Linked DNA regions of Homo sapiens: region 2 is linked to region 1. A link is an interaction called in ENCODE POLR2A ChIA-PET data of the cell type or tissue named here. Cell type or tissue: K562. All regions are shown on one strand. Each heading gives the region's core, and the rest is flanking DNA. Links, peaks and the distances in the headings are about the cores only.

Region 1 (2,905 bases), core at 309-2,808:
AAAAATAAAAAAGGCGGCCAGGCATGGTGGCTCATGCCTGTAATCTCAGCACTTTGGGAGGCCAAGGTGGGCGGATCACCTGAGGTCAGGAGTTTGAGACCAGCCTGGGCAATATGGTGAAACCCCATCTCTACTAAAAATACAAAAAGTAGCCGGGTGTGGTGGTGCACACCTGTAGTCCCAGCTACTTGGGAGGCTGAGGTAGAAGAATCGCTTGAACCCGGGAGGTGGAGGTAGCAGAGAGCCGAGATAGCGCCACTGGACTTTAGCCTGGCGACAGAGCAAGACTCCATCTCAAAATAAATAAATAAACAAATAAGGCTAGAAGTGGTGGCTCACGCCTGTAATTCCAGCACTTTGGGAGGCCAAGACGGGAGGATCGCTTGAGGCCAAGGGTTCAAGACCAGCCTGGGCAATATAATGAGACCCTGGCTCTACAAAAACAAACAAAGCCTTTAATTCATTGCTACCATAAAAATCGAGACATTTCACTACATCCTGATGTCCCTGTCTCTCTTGAAGACTTGGAAGATTTGGCCATGTGGGCCAGCATTCTAGAGGCAAAGGTGGTCAGTCCTGTGTTCTCCACAGCCCCTATCAGGTCCTTGAGGTATGTGAGCTTCAAAGCCTTGTATTCACAGCATGACCCCCACTACCCCCACCTGCTGGGTGACCTTGGACAACCCTTTCTGAGTCTCAGCTGGTCCTTGGCAAAAAATGGGTTGGAGGCCAGGCATGGTGGCTTACGCCTGTAATCCCAGCACTTTAGGAGGCCAAGGCAGGAAGATCACTTGAGCCCAGGAGTTTGAGACCAGCCGGGGCAACACAGCGAGACCCTGTCTCTACTAAAAAAAATTTTTTTTTTTTGAGACTGAGTCTCGCTCAGTCACCCAGGCTGCCGTGCGGTGGCGTGATCTCAGCTCACTGCAAGCTCGCCTCCCGGGTTCACGCCATTCTCCTGCCTCAGCCTCCTGAGTAGCTGGGACTACAGGCACCCGCCACCACGTCCGGCTAATTAAAAAAAAAAATATTTTTTAATTGGCCAGTGGCCTGCACCTGTAGTCCCAGCTACTCAGGAGGCTGAGGCAGGAGGATTGCTTGAGGAGGAGGTTGAGGCTGCAATGAGACTTGATCATGCCACTGCACCCCAGCCTGGGTGACAGAGTGAGACCCTGTCTCTAAATGAATAAATAATTAGTTGGGCGTGGTGGCGCCCACTTGTAGTCCCAGCTACCCGGGAGGCTGAGGAAGGAGAATCGCTTGAGGCCAGGAGTTGGAGGCTGCAGTGACCCGTGATCGCATCACTGCACTCCAGCCTGGGCGACAAGAGACCCTGTCGCAAAAAAAAAAAAAAAAAAGAAAGAAAGAAAGAAAGAAAAAGGGTTGGAAGCGCACTGGGGGAAAAAGCTTGCCCACTCCGCTTTGGGAGCCTCCAGCAGGCTCCCGCTGTGCCAAAGGCACACACCCAGATGTCCGGTGGTCCACCCCTGCCCCGGCGGTCACGCCTGTCCCCTCCTCCAGCCCCAGCCTCGGGTCGGCTGAGAGATGACGCGTGGCCCGGCCCAGCCGGAGCGTTGGTCCCTAGAGCGCTAGCGCCCTCTGCTGGCCAAGGGCGGGCGTGCAGGCCCGAGCCAGAACGGGGAAGCCGGGCGCCAGGAGAGCGGGGAGGAGCTTCACTCTTCTGGTCGGTGAGATGGGGAAGAGCAATAGCGAATACATAAGCAGAATACACCGAAAGGAAAGGAAAGAACAATAGCGAAATAACATTTACGGAGGGGTGCTCCGTGCCGAGGACTGCAAGAAGCCCACACCATGTAAAACCACACGTAATCCTTAGAATAACCCGGCGAAATGGCAACGGAAACGCACAGAGAGGTTAAGGAGCCCTCCCGGGGCCACACAGCTGGTAGTGGAAACGGCTGACTCCTGGGCCTGCACTGGCATCCACCGAGGCGGAGAGAGGATGTGAAGGTGTCACCTCCGCTCATTCACTCATGCATGGCCTTCCAGCCAGCCATTCACCCATTCACAAGTATTCACTGAACACCTACTGTATGCCCAACATTGTGTGAGATGGCAGGAACACAGCCGTGAACACAATTGGCCTCATCCCTACCCTCTTGAAGCTGACATTTTAGTGGGGGTGGGAGGGGGCAGATAATAAACATGAATATATCATTAACAGCTGGGCCAGAGGCCAAAGGATAAACCTGTATGCGCTCGCTGATGTTACTCAGGCTCCTACCCCAACATGATTTTTTGCCGCATCTGAGCCCTACCTGTACTTTTACTTGACATTTGCTCCTAGATAATTGGTTTTTACTTAAGTGTATATATATATGTGTATATCTATATCTATATCTATATCTATGTATATGTTTATTTATTTATTGAGACAGAGTCTCGCCGTGTTGCCCAGGCTGGAGTGCAGTGGCACAATCACGGCCCACTGCAACCTCCACCTCTTGGGCTCAAGCGATCCTCCCACCTCAGCCTCCCGAGTAGCTGGGACTACAGGTGTGCAACACCATGCCCAGCTAATTTTTGTATTTTTTGTAGAGAGGGGGTTTTGCCGTGTTGCCCAGGCTGGTCTCAAACTCCTGGACTCAAGTGATCTGCCCACCTTGGCTTCCCAGAGTGCTGGGATTACAGGCATGAACCACTGTGCCAAGACAAAGTTGCTGGGTTTTTTTTGTTGTTTGTTTGTTTTTTGAGATGCAGTCTCACTCTGTCTCCCAGGCTGGAGTGCAGTGGCACAATCTCGGCTCACTGCAACCTCCGTCTTCCAGATTCAAGTGATTCTCCTGCCTCAGCCTCCCTAGTAGCTGGGATTACAGGCACGCACCACCATGGCCAGCTAATTTTTGTATTTTTAGTAGAGTCGGGGTTTCACCATGTTGGCCAG
Region 2 (2,905 bases), core at 256-2,755, 82 kb before region 1:
CTCACTGGGAAGCTCCCACCCCACTCAGGGGACCCCACTCCCCTCACACACACCCCCCCACAAGGAACCCTCAGGCCACCCTCCACGAGGTGTGACTAACTATGCAATAATCCACCCCCAGGTGCAGCCCCAGGGCCTGCGGAGGCGGTGGCAGACTAGAGTCTGAGATGCCCCGAGCCCAGGCAGCTATTTCAGCCTCCTGTTTGGTGGGGTGGCACCTGTTTCCCGGGCAATTTAACAATGTCTGAAAAGGGACTGTGAGTAATGGCTGTCACTTGTCGGGGGCCCAAGTGGGGTGCTCTGGTCTGACCGATGTGTCTCCCAGAACTATTCTGGGGGCCCGACAGGTGGGCCTGGGAGGAAGATGTTTACATTTTTAAAGGTACACTGGTATTTATATTTCAAACATTTTGTATCAAGGAAACGTTTTGTATAGTTATATGTACAGTTTATTGATATTCAATAAAGCAGTTAATTTATATATTAAAAAGTCTTTGGTGTCATAGAGGAGTGGGTATTTTGAAAGGTCTTTGGTAAGGGAGGAGGGGACAGGAATTCCTGAAGCTTAGATATTTCTGACACAGCCTTAAATCTTGTCCTTGGAAACATCATAGGGCTTTGGAGTCCTGGGTGTCACTGTCAGGGACCTTATGAGACTGGGTTTTCCCGTTGGCCTGGGTGTCCTGTCTGCTGCTGTTTGGGTGAGCCAGCGGCATCCATACGAGCTCTTCACTATACACTGTGGCTTTTTACTTTCTCGTTCTTGAATTTTGAAGTTGATCTGGCCCACGGAGTGCAAAGCTGGCTTCCTGGGTCTTATCAACTAGACAGGCTGCAAAGCTCTGCCCCAGCACTGCAGGTCTTTTGGGGTGGGATTGTCCGCTTCCCCCAGATGCGAGTGGAATGCGACCAAGGAGACAGAGGATGTCCTTCCTGTTTCCAAGGGCTCCAGGCCCCCTTGGGCCTCCTTGTCAGTCCCACACCTCCGTCTTGCTGCTGGGTACCAAATGGCCTTTGATGCGAGGAAATTGGCTGGCTGGAGCCAGTAGGGTGAGAAGCCAGGCCAAAGGGTAGGGGTCACTCAGCTTCCTGCTCCGAGGACGGCGGGACGGTCAGCATGCGTCTTGGGCTAGGGTAATTCATTCCCCGCCAGCCGATGGTGGTGACCTCACCACTGGGGGCCTCTTGGGGCCAGGAGAAAATGAGTGTCCTTTTTGAACACAAAAGGTGCTGGAGGTGCCAGTTTCCTGTGAGGAGCTGAGGCGTCCCAGAGCTTCGGAGCCCCAGAGTCAGGCTGGGGGTGGGGGGAGCTTCATGTTCCAAAGGAGAGATGATTCTTTCTTCTAAACAGGAAATGGTGACCCGCAGGCCGGGAGCAGCCCTTAATGACTTGCAGCTTTCCTCCCAAAAGGAAAAAAAAAAACGTTCTCTAACAATCGCCAAATTGTGGCCTGCCTCCCTGAAGGGAAGTTAGGGAGTTGGGGGGATGGGGGTTGGGCATCCATGAGCTGAAGGCCTACTGTGTCCTGGGTCCCTGCGGGTCCCTCTAGGTCGTCTCCATCCACCCACAGTAGGTGCTGAATGAATGATTTCATGACTTCACATAATCCCTGGGGGTCGGGCCTCCGGAAAATGAGGCACAGAGGTGGGCTTGCCTGAGGTCACCAAGCCCGGCCCCTCAGGTCATCCTGGGAGTTCGGTAGGCTGGGCTCATGCCGCTGACTCTCAGGGCACCTGGAGCAAGGCTCTCTCCCTCTGGGGGCCCCAGTTTCTGTGTCTATAAAACAGGGTGACAGTAGTGCCTTCCTCTCGGAGACTGTACAGAGGCATTCATTCATTCAGGGGTTTCGAGGGTACCATATGTGCCAGGCCCTGGGGTTACACCCGTGAACAAGACAGGCCATCCCTGCGTTCATGGGACGTATGTTCTGGTCGGGGAGAGAGAAAGCAAACAAGTGATTAAATAAACAAGCCGCTTTTCTACAGTGATGGTGCCAGGACAGAATGAAAGGGTGCCAGGCACTAGAGAACAACGGGGTGGGGCTCCCCAGGCCAAGGCAGTGAGAGCCCTGGAAGAGCTGAATTCCAGCCCGGACCTGAAGGAGGAGAAAGATGCCGGCAGGGAAGGATCTGGGGGAGGGAATAGCAAGCCTGCTGGAATGTGCTGCCCCCATGAGAAAGACCAGGATGGCGGAGGGACTGGGAAGACAGGGTGGGAGAGGAGAGTGGGCCCAGCTCTGCAGAGCTTGTGGTGCTAAGCAGGTGGGAATTTTGTCTAAGCCCCTAGGGCAGCCACTGGGGCTGTAAAGCAGGAGAGTGCTGAGGCCTGCTGTTACCTTTCCTACAAAGATCTCCCTGGCTGCTTGGGAGAATGGATCTCAGGGGTCCAGGAGGAGAAAGACAAAGGCAGGGAGACCATGAGAAAGCCAGAGGGGGCCAGGCACCCTGGCTCATGCCTGTAATCCCAGCAATTTGGGAGGCTTAGACAGGCAGATCACCTGAGGCTAGGAGTTCGACACCAGCCTGGCTAACATGGCAAAACCCCGTCTCTACTAAAATAAAAAATTACCCGGGCATGGTGGGGCATATGCCTGTAGTCCCAGCTACTTGGGAAGCTGAGGCAGGAGAATCGCTTGAGGTCGGGAGCTGAGATCTCGCCACTGCACTCCAGCCTGGGTCACAGAACGAGACCTTGTCTCAAACAAACAAACAAACAAAAAAGGGCCAGAGGGGAGGGAGGGAAGGAAAGGAGGGAGGATGGTGGCCTGGCTCAGGGTGTTGGTGGCCTTGGAGATGAAGCCTGTATTTAAGAAACTTGTGGCAGTTGTGGCCACCCAGCCCATGGCCCAGCACACCTGAGCCCTAGTGGGTGACAGTTATTTAGTATTATTATCTGGGGAACTGG

What was found. ChIA-PET counts read pairs that join two places held together with the same protein. Peaks named below come from ENCODE experiments on the same cell type or tissue, not always from the same donor. Only the 100,000 strongest peaks of a DNase experiment are listed, where the experiment ranks them.
Region 2: POLR2A ChIA-PET joins it to region 1 with 48 read pairs; 31 of 35 experiments call an interaction of 5 or more read pairs at or near these places.

Annotation. Positions count from the first base shown.
Region 1 is chr20:50,069,849-50,072,753 of GRCh38, forward strand. No RefSeq gene overlaps it. Among named protein-coding and RNA genes, the nearest start is that of TRERNA1, 30 kb to the left of the region's middle. RefSeq lists a silencer at 1,472-1,711. In K562, for the core only: a CTCF peak has its summit at 1,608 (motif pointing left); a DNase peak (open chromatin) is centred at 1,583; H3K4me3 peaks cover 770 bases.
Region 2 is chr20:49,988,397-49,991,301 of GRCh38, forward strand. It overlaps SNAI1 (snail family transcriptional repressor 1), which reads left to right. Exons shown (of 3, transcript NM_005985.4): 3 at 1-490. Among named protein-coding and RNA genes, the nearest start is that of SNAI1, 6.9 kb to the left of the region's middle. RefSeq lists an enhancer at 1,266-2,018. In K562, for the core only: no CTCF peak of the experiment used is centred there; a DNase peak (open chromatin) is centred at 1,265.